Linked DNA regions of Homo sapiens: region 1 is linked to region 2. Evidence: chromatin contacts called from ENCODE Hi-C or POLR2A ChIA-PET data. All regions are on one chromosome and are shown on one strand. The core of a region is the stretch at or near the end of the contact, and the rest is flanking DNA. Distances in the headings are between cores, read along the strand shown.

What was found. A loop is a pair of places that touch in the nucleus more often than their neighbours do. ChIA-PET counts read pairs that join two places held with the same protein, here RNA polymerase II (POLR2A).
Region 1: a map of PC-3 shows a loop between it and region 2 (4-fold over the local background). The contact joins the promoter of PLSCR2 here to the enhancer-like site in region 2. A Hi-C loop is called at or near these places in 1 of 168 maps with a recorded cell type or tissue (PC-3). POLR2A ChIA-PET finds 5 or more read pairs at or near these places in 2 of 52 experiments (A549 and Panc1).

The regions. Positions count from the first base shown.
Region 1 is chr3:146,467,781-146,471,610 of GRCh38, forward strand. It overlaps PLSCR2 (phospholipid scramblase 2), which reads right to left and starts at 1,781. Exons shown (of 8, transcript NM_001395437.1): 1 at 1,715-1,781. RefSeq lists an enhancer at 1,770-1,839.
Region 2 is chr3:146,419,997-146,423,957 of GRCh38, forward strand. It overlaps a transcript of PLSCR2 not described here. Among named protein-coding and RNA genes, the nearest start is that of PLSCR2, 48 kb to the right of the region's middle. Within about 2 kb of position 1,960, at least 2 of the 41 ENCODE cell types and tissues checked have a DNase peak (open chromatin) inside an H3K27ac peak, as active enhancers do; they include PC-3 and Panc1, where a contact is called at or near this core.

The sequences.
Region 1 (3,830 bases), core at 531-3,030, 48 kb after region 2:
AGTCTAGAATCAGCCAGGCCATAGGGATGTATGAGGGGCGTGGTAGGGCATTATAGACAGAGGGAAGCTCACTAGTAGAAGTCCTAAGCTGCAGGAAACTGGGCTTATTCGGGAAATGAAAATTTATGAAATTACAGAGCCAAAGATGGACAGACCCTTAGAGATGAGGATGGAAAGGTGCACAAGGGCCAGTTCACAAATGTTTAAAGTCGCTCTACCTGCACTTTAAGACCTCAAAGGCCAGAGCTTGGTTTGTCTTATCCAAGACAAGCCACTTAATCTGTGTTTGTTAATTCAACAATGAGTGTACAGTATTATTTTGCTCTTTTCAGTCAGTAAGAATAGTTCCCTTACAGATCTGAAGGCTGCTTCATGTACAGTGAGACCCAGGTATTTTACACTTGTCTATCCAACTGCAGCAATCCACTCATTTTCCTTTGTATGTGTTTTTCATTTCCTTGTGCTTGTTCATTGCTCAAAACCCTTCTATTGTAAACATCAGGGTGGCAATAAGAGAAAGGTTTGCTCTTAGGAAAAGTTCAAGAAAGAAAGGAGCCCCCAAACCGCCTGACACTTCTAAGTGTCACTGGTACTAACCATGTATCTCAGTGTCATAAGCGGGAAGAAACAACGACTGCCTGTTCCTGCAACTGGCAAGTGGCCATGCCAAGACTTCCAGAAATAACAGTGAATGAATGAAACCACATGGGAACCAGAGAGTCAGCTTGGAGAGGCAGGGACTTTGTCAAATATTTAAAATAATAAACGCTAACTTTCACTGAGTACTTTCTGTAGTGCCAGGCACTGCTCTAAGAACTTTACATTAACACACATTAATTACTGCTCAAAAACCTTTCCTAACAACCCAGACCTCCCTCACAAATAGGAGTTTTCCTTTCTTCTTTATAAATGAGAAAACTAAGCCCATAAAGATAAAATGTTTACTTAATGCTGTACAGCTCAGTAACTAGCTGAATTGAAATTATTCATGATTCATGTCCGTTGCATTTATGTTCCTATTTCGTTGAAAAACAAACAAAAAATCTCACATTCTCCCAATGTGCCAAATTTCAGTGTAATACTCTGTAGCTCATTTAATACTTACACAATTTCAGAAATGAGGCAATGGAAAGAACATATATGAAGAAAGTGGCTGACAGTCCACAGATGTGAAGCAGTAGAGGCCGAATTTAAAGTCGGGGAGCCTGACTGGAGCTAATGGTCTTAGGAACCGCGCTACATACCGCCACTATCTTTCCTAAGCTGGTATTGTAGAGGGCCTAGCATAGACGTGGGCTCCTGGCGGACTTCATTGAATACTTACTGATAAATGACAGCTTGCAGGCTGTATTAACCGTCCCTTCTAATAGCCCCACTATGCTGGCACATGCTCCTGAGCCCAGACTCTGCCCAGGATTCAGGGCCGCTCTCTACCTGTAAAGCAGTGTAGCTAAGGGGAAGCTGAGCCCCGCAAGGCGTTTTCAGGCAGGACACCCCTTGTCATTCGAACGGTTCTGGTGTGAGCCAGGGTACAGCTGGGCCGCCTGGGGCCCCTTGCCGAGTTTCCGTTCCACTTCAGGTGTCGCTTCCCGCGGCCCATTGGGCCCTTGCCCCGCCCTCTGACGCAAACACAATTATGGGGCGGAGCATCGTCCCCACTAGCCAGGCACACCCCAGTCCCATAGGGAGGCGACTGAGAAAGCCGCCCCCTTACCCGTGGCTGCAGCTGCTCCCGCACAGCCCTGAGCGAGCCGAGGTCCTAGCGTGGCTTCCTCCCGTCTGCCCCGTGACTGCCAGGCACACCTGTTGCACAGCCCTCCCGGAAGTCGGCGGAAAAGGGGCCTGGACCAGCCTCAGAGTCTACACCTGCAGCAGCCCCTAGTTTAGGTTTCTGGACCCCAAGGGTACAACAAGGCTTCCCTCCCCTGGTCCCTGCGCGGGCTCAGAGGATCCGGCTTTGCTGCTGGAGCGCGGCCGAGCTGGGGGCGCGACTGCACCCACCCCCCCACGCCGTGTGCGACGCGCAGCTGCCGCCCAGCCCGTCCCGTCTCCCTCTCCCCATCCCCGTCCCCTTTTTTGCTCTTTGGAGAGACTCCGGAAACGTTTCTCCGGTGGTTAAGGGCACAGATGAACTGGGACGTCGACACCAGCTGGAACTGGAAAATCATCAGGCGGGGAGTGGCCTACCCCGGGAACTTCCTTAACTCTGCTCTTGACCTCCATCCCTTAGAAGCCTGTAGCTTTTCAAGGTGAGGGAGCTTAGACTACAAAAGAGGAGCGGTCGAGATTATTTTATCTCTAGCCCTTGCCCTTCTCCCTTTTCTTTCCAACAAAAGGCATTTTTAAGTTAAGAGTGAAAATGATGAGGCGTGTAGAATGTTTAATTTTTCAGGACGCGCCTTTGATTTTTCAGGGTGTGCCTGCAACTGGCACACCCTCATGCAATAAATAAATACATATTGCACTGACGTTTCTACTGATTTTTTAAAAATTTATTTACACGCCTGAAACCCTAGCATTTTGGGAGGCCGAGGCAGGCGGATCACCTGAGACCAGGAGTTCAAGACCAGCCTGGACAACATGGTGAAACCCCGTCTCTACTAAAAATACAAAAATGAGCCAGGTGTGGTGGTGTGCCCCTGTAATCCCATCTACTGGGGAGGCTGAGGCAGGAGAAAAATCGCTTGAACCCGGAAGGCAGAGGTTGCAGTGAGTCGAGATCCAGCCACTACACTCCAGCCTGGGAGAGAGAGCAAGACTCGTCTCAAACAAACAAACAAAAACACATGATCTTCCAAACAATAACACCATATATGGAGAAAAATGAAACCTCACCCTCTCCATTCCCGGTGCTGTTCTCCCGATTACCCTGCTAACCAAGGTTGACACAAACATTTGAAGACACACTAAGAGAGGTGGGGGGAGGGAAGAAAAAAGGGAATGGAAGGGAGGAAGGTGGAGAAAGAAATTGAGAAAATAAGATAGAAAAAGGAAGAAGGAAAATCGAGCTACCTGAGTTTGAATTCTTTCTTTTTTACTTCCTGTGCCTGTGACTTGTGAAAATTACTTGACAATCTCTTTGCCTGTTTTCTAATCGGTAAAATGAGAGTAGTAATGGTATCTACCACAGAGGATTTTTATGATGATTAAGGAAGTTAAAATATATAAAGAATTTAGAATGATGTTTGCCATAGAGTAAGCGCTCAGTAAATGTTATATACATACAAATAAGTATATACACAGCTACACAGTGTTTTTGTTTTTTTGTTTTTTTTTTACATAAAGAGGATTATTTTATACAGCTCTTCTCTGATGTGTTTTTCACCTAACAGTGCATCTTGGAAATCTCTATCCCTCTAATACAGAACTGTGTCATTGATCTAATAATCTAGGTACTGTTTCCAAGTTTTATCAATTATAAATTGTGCTGTAGTCATCATCTTTGCACATATCTTTCTGTATACAATAAAAAAAACATTTTATTCTTTTACCAATAAGTCATGGGATTTCTAATTTTTCCACACCTCTTCGATTCTAGAATACCAATTCTAAATGTTTCCTACTGTGAATGGCAAGCATTATCTTATTTTTTGTTTGTTGATTCTGATTGTTAATGAGATTGAGGACTTTTTCATATGATTACTAATTATTTTACAGTTTTATTCTGTGATTTGTCTGAAATATAATGCTCATTTTGTTATTGTTGTTGGATTGGGATTTTTTTCCCTCTTGCTGATTTGTTAGTGGTCTTTATATATTGTGGGTATGTTAAATAAGATACAATTCTTTTTTTTTTTTTTTTCTGAGACAGAGTTTCACTCTGTTGCCCC
Region 2 (3,961 bases), core at 710-3,209:
TCAAGGTAGTTGAATTCCAAGACTTCTGTGATGCTGAGGAGAAGGTGATGGAAATAAGGTAAATCAAAATGTCACAAAGCTCACTCTTCTTACTGAGATTTTCCCATTTTTCTTGAATAAATGCTCTTCAGATTGTTGCAAGCCTTTGGTTAATTTTCCAAGTTCTGAAGATTGATGTTGACAAGTTTTACCAGTATTCTGATTGCTTTTATAGAGGAGTAGATTTTCAGACACCCTCACTCTAAATTTGTGTAAAATAATCAACATATGTAGGGAGACTATTACTAGGAAACAAATCAAAATATAGCATCTATGTGCACTGGTAAATACACAAATATATAAATGACAAATACACTTCTAAAAAATTCCAATTACCTACTTATTAATTTTTCTATATTTTCAATAAATATATTGGTTTTATACAGTGTAATATTGTATATATAGTTGTATATGTACATATAAATATATGTGTTTTTAATGTTTGCTAAGTAACGCTGTGTTGATTTTTTTAACACTTGTAACCAAGCAAAAAGATATAAAGCAATCATGCTGAATAAATTGGTTGTCTTTCAATTGTTTTCTCAAAGAATCTCAACTTTAAATTGTTGCTCTATTATTGATTATCTCTAGTTTAATAAAGCAATATATTGCTGCTGGTGAACATGAAATACAAACAATTTTTAAATATTGTCATGATATAAATACTTTCTATATTATAGATCTTCAAACAACAGTGATGACCACACAATTATATAAAATGGATAATTTACCTGAATCCTTAGAGAAAATAGGCGTATTGTATTATGCTTCAGCCCAATTATAGGTTTGTTAATTCTAGAATAAAATTCTGGCTGAATTCATGAAATCTCATACATACAAAAAAGATTCGTAGTTGGTTCAGTGTGGGACCTTATAGATTATTCCTAGTTCAAATCTCATCTCAGTTTAATAGATCAAAAAGATGAGCCTTAGAGATGTTGTGTGGTCACTTAGATTTATTAATGAAAGAGCTAAAAAGAGAACCCAGATATCCCAAAGAGAAACAGCAGAAGCAGCTGTGATGGGCCATGGAAGGAAAGTGGAGAGTATAGATGGAGAAAATGTATTAGGGCAGGACAAAAGAGGCTTGTACATATATATTTTACAGAAATGTTTAATCATAAATCAGAAGAAAGATGGGGTTGAAGACTTTTTTACTCTGCATCTATGTTGTTTATTTCTGTGTCACCTAGATACAAACATAAATGTCTGCCTCCTACTTTGTATACTGAAGATCTATGTGGGTCTCTCATATTTATAATATACTAAACCCAGAAACCTAGGCATATTCTACAAAAGAGAGCAGAATTTTATCTCATATTAGATCAGCAGCAATGAAGCATCAGAAAGGTTATAGATTCTTTAGCCTGAAGACTACTATTTCTTGGTGTGAGATATATAAAATCTCAATTAGATCAGCAATGAAAAGGACTATAGACATAAACAAAGGGCAGTTGTCAGTTATGGACATCAACATTTGAAACAGAATAGTTTCTGGAAACTACATGTGGAATGGCTATCTGACAGGTAAGTTGAAACGGTTTGGTCCTCTGTCTGGCCCACAACCCACTGTCTCTCAAAGTTGCTGTTAGGAAGAGTCTAAGATGGGGAGATCCAAGCCACCACAACAATAAACATTCCATTCAGAATTTTGAAGGTAATTAGTTCTATGAATACTCACATGTGTTTATAAGTCGTCTGCTTCTGAAAGTAGTGAATGGGTGTGACAACACAATTGGTAGGTTAGTGCAAATGGGGACCTTTGGGCCAAATCAGGCCAGAACAGGTGAGGGCTTAGCCAGAAAAATAGTTTGCGTATTTGTTTTTAATTTGAGAGACATTAGCTGAGCAGCACTTTCAGTGTCCTACCTTTGTTCATTCTTGGCTGTCTTTTAAGACATCTACAGCATCATGTATTTATCTTATTTGCCTGGCCCCAGCAGGCAGTTGAGTCATGAGCGATGGCTAACAGATTCAGTTCTGGTCAATATGAGTCATAAAACAAAGCTCTCAGAGACATACAAGTGCACAGATATAAGATATTGTCTTTAATCTTCTATTGGCATCAGGGTTACCTTTTTCTACCCATTCTGGCTGGCACCTCCATGAGGAGTTTCTCTGAGAGAACTTCATTCACATCATTCATGCCTAGAAGTCAGAGTGTGATCTGGTATGAGTAATATTAAACAAGAAAACAAACAGGAATCTGCAGGAATTGCTTGATAATTCAAGTCTCCAGGGTGATATTTTAGATTTTGAGTCACAGATTAAAAAACTGGCCCATGAACGTAGCTGATCCAAATCCCACACAAAGTGTTTTTGTGTTATTTTTGTCTTTTCTTTATTTCTTATTTATATAAATTGTAACTCCTTTTTCTCCACCCACCCAGCCTGCAGGTGGCTGAAATTCCTGGTAAATAGAGAGGACAGGGACAGCAACCTAATTGAAGACAGCTATGACTGGTGTTATCACAGTCATCAGAAAATAAACTTTCATCATTCCAGTTTCCGGGTTTCCCATTGATGGAACTGGTTATACATGGTTCCACTTAGCGGACCAAGTTGGAACAGCTATGCACTGCATAATTTATTAGCTACACTGGTTCTGACTTGAGCCAACAAGGGAAACAAGAAGACAGATTCTTAGTGAGCAAGCTGGTCAATGTACTTGACATGTTTCAAATTATTTATTCTCTTTGTTCATTTGTAGAACAAATTTCTCCCAAGACCTTCCTCCAATGGAACACAAATAAGTCTATATGTGGCTGTAACTCTAAATTACTCTTCACTTCAGTGCATATAATTCTCCAAACATTAACTCCCAAAACCTAGAAGCATAGGGGTAAACCTGGTATAATAATAGGTTTGTGATCTGTGAAATAAAGCAGGACACTGCCACAAATGAAGCCAAAAATAAAAATGGACCACCCTTTAGATAAATCAGAGGTCTATATTTCTTATAGTATTTATAATACTATGATATTATAACATTTTGCTTATTAGGATGTCGGCAGTGTGTATGGGCATCCCATTTGGAGGGTCTGTGGGAAAGAAGTTTGCATATATTCAGCTGTGACTGAGACCTAAGCCCAGATTGGCTAGACTCCCACTACATTCTTATGTCCTTACACTATTGTGGGCTCAAGAATGCAAACATTCTTGATTCTTTGGTTCTGTCTCTTTCCTCTCCTTGCAGTGCCTCTCTCTCTCTCTCTCTCTCTCTCTCTCTCTCTCTCTCTCTCTCTCTCCCTGGCTAGATTCTCACAAGAAACTTAATATTAACTCTACTTAGTTAACAATATTTTAACTTGGAAGTAAAATTGATAACCTTTTCTACTTCTATTCAATATCAGTTATTTCATTTGCCTCAATACTATCTATAACACATTACTTATTTAGGCTCCACTAATGTTAGGTATAACTGTAAAATAAAGATTATGCTACAAGTCACATAAAGTAGTCATTCATTTGGTCCACACAAAAAAATATTCAAGCTTCACCCTTAAAACATCTGCTTTCCATCATTTTTTTCTAGTAAAGAGCTTTAATATCCAATGACTTGTAAATATGATTTGTGCACCTTAAAATATTTTAGATAATGCTAATCAGGTACCCTTAAAATAGGTAGATTATCCTGCATTATTCAGGTGGACCAACGTAATTCCAAGCTTCCTTTAAATGTGGGAGAGGAAAGCAGAAGAATTGAAGTCAGAGAATGGAGATGTTACAGTGGAAACATTTGCTGGTTTTAAAGATGGAAGGAGGCCACAAGTCAAGAAACAGAGGTGGTCTCTAAAAGTTGAAAAGATAAGGAAACAGATTCTTCCCTAGTGCTTCCAGAAATAATGAAACTCTTCCAATAACTTGATGTTAACCCAATGTATTAATCTTCTCAGGCTGCCCAAATAAATTACCACAGACC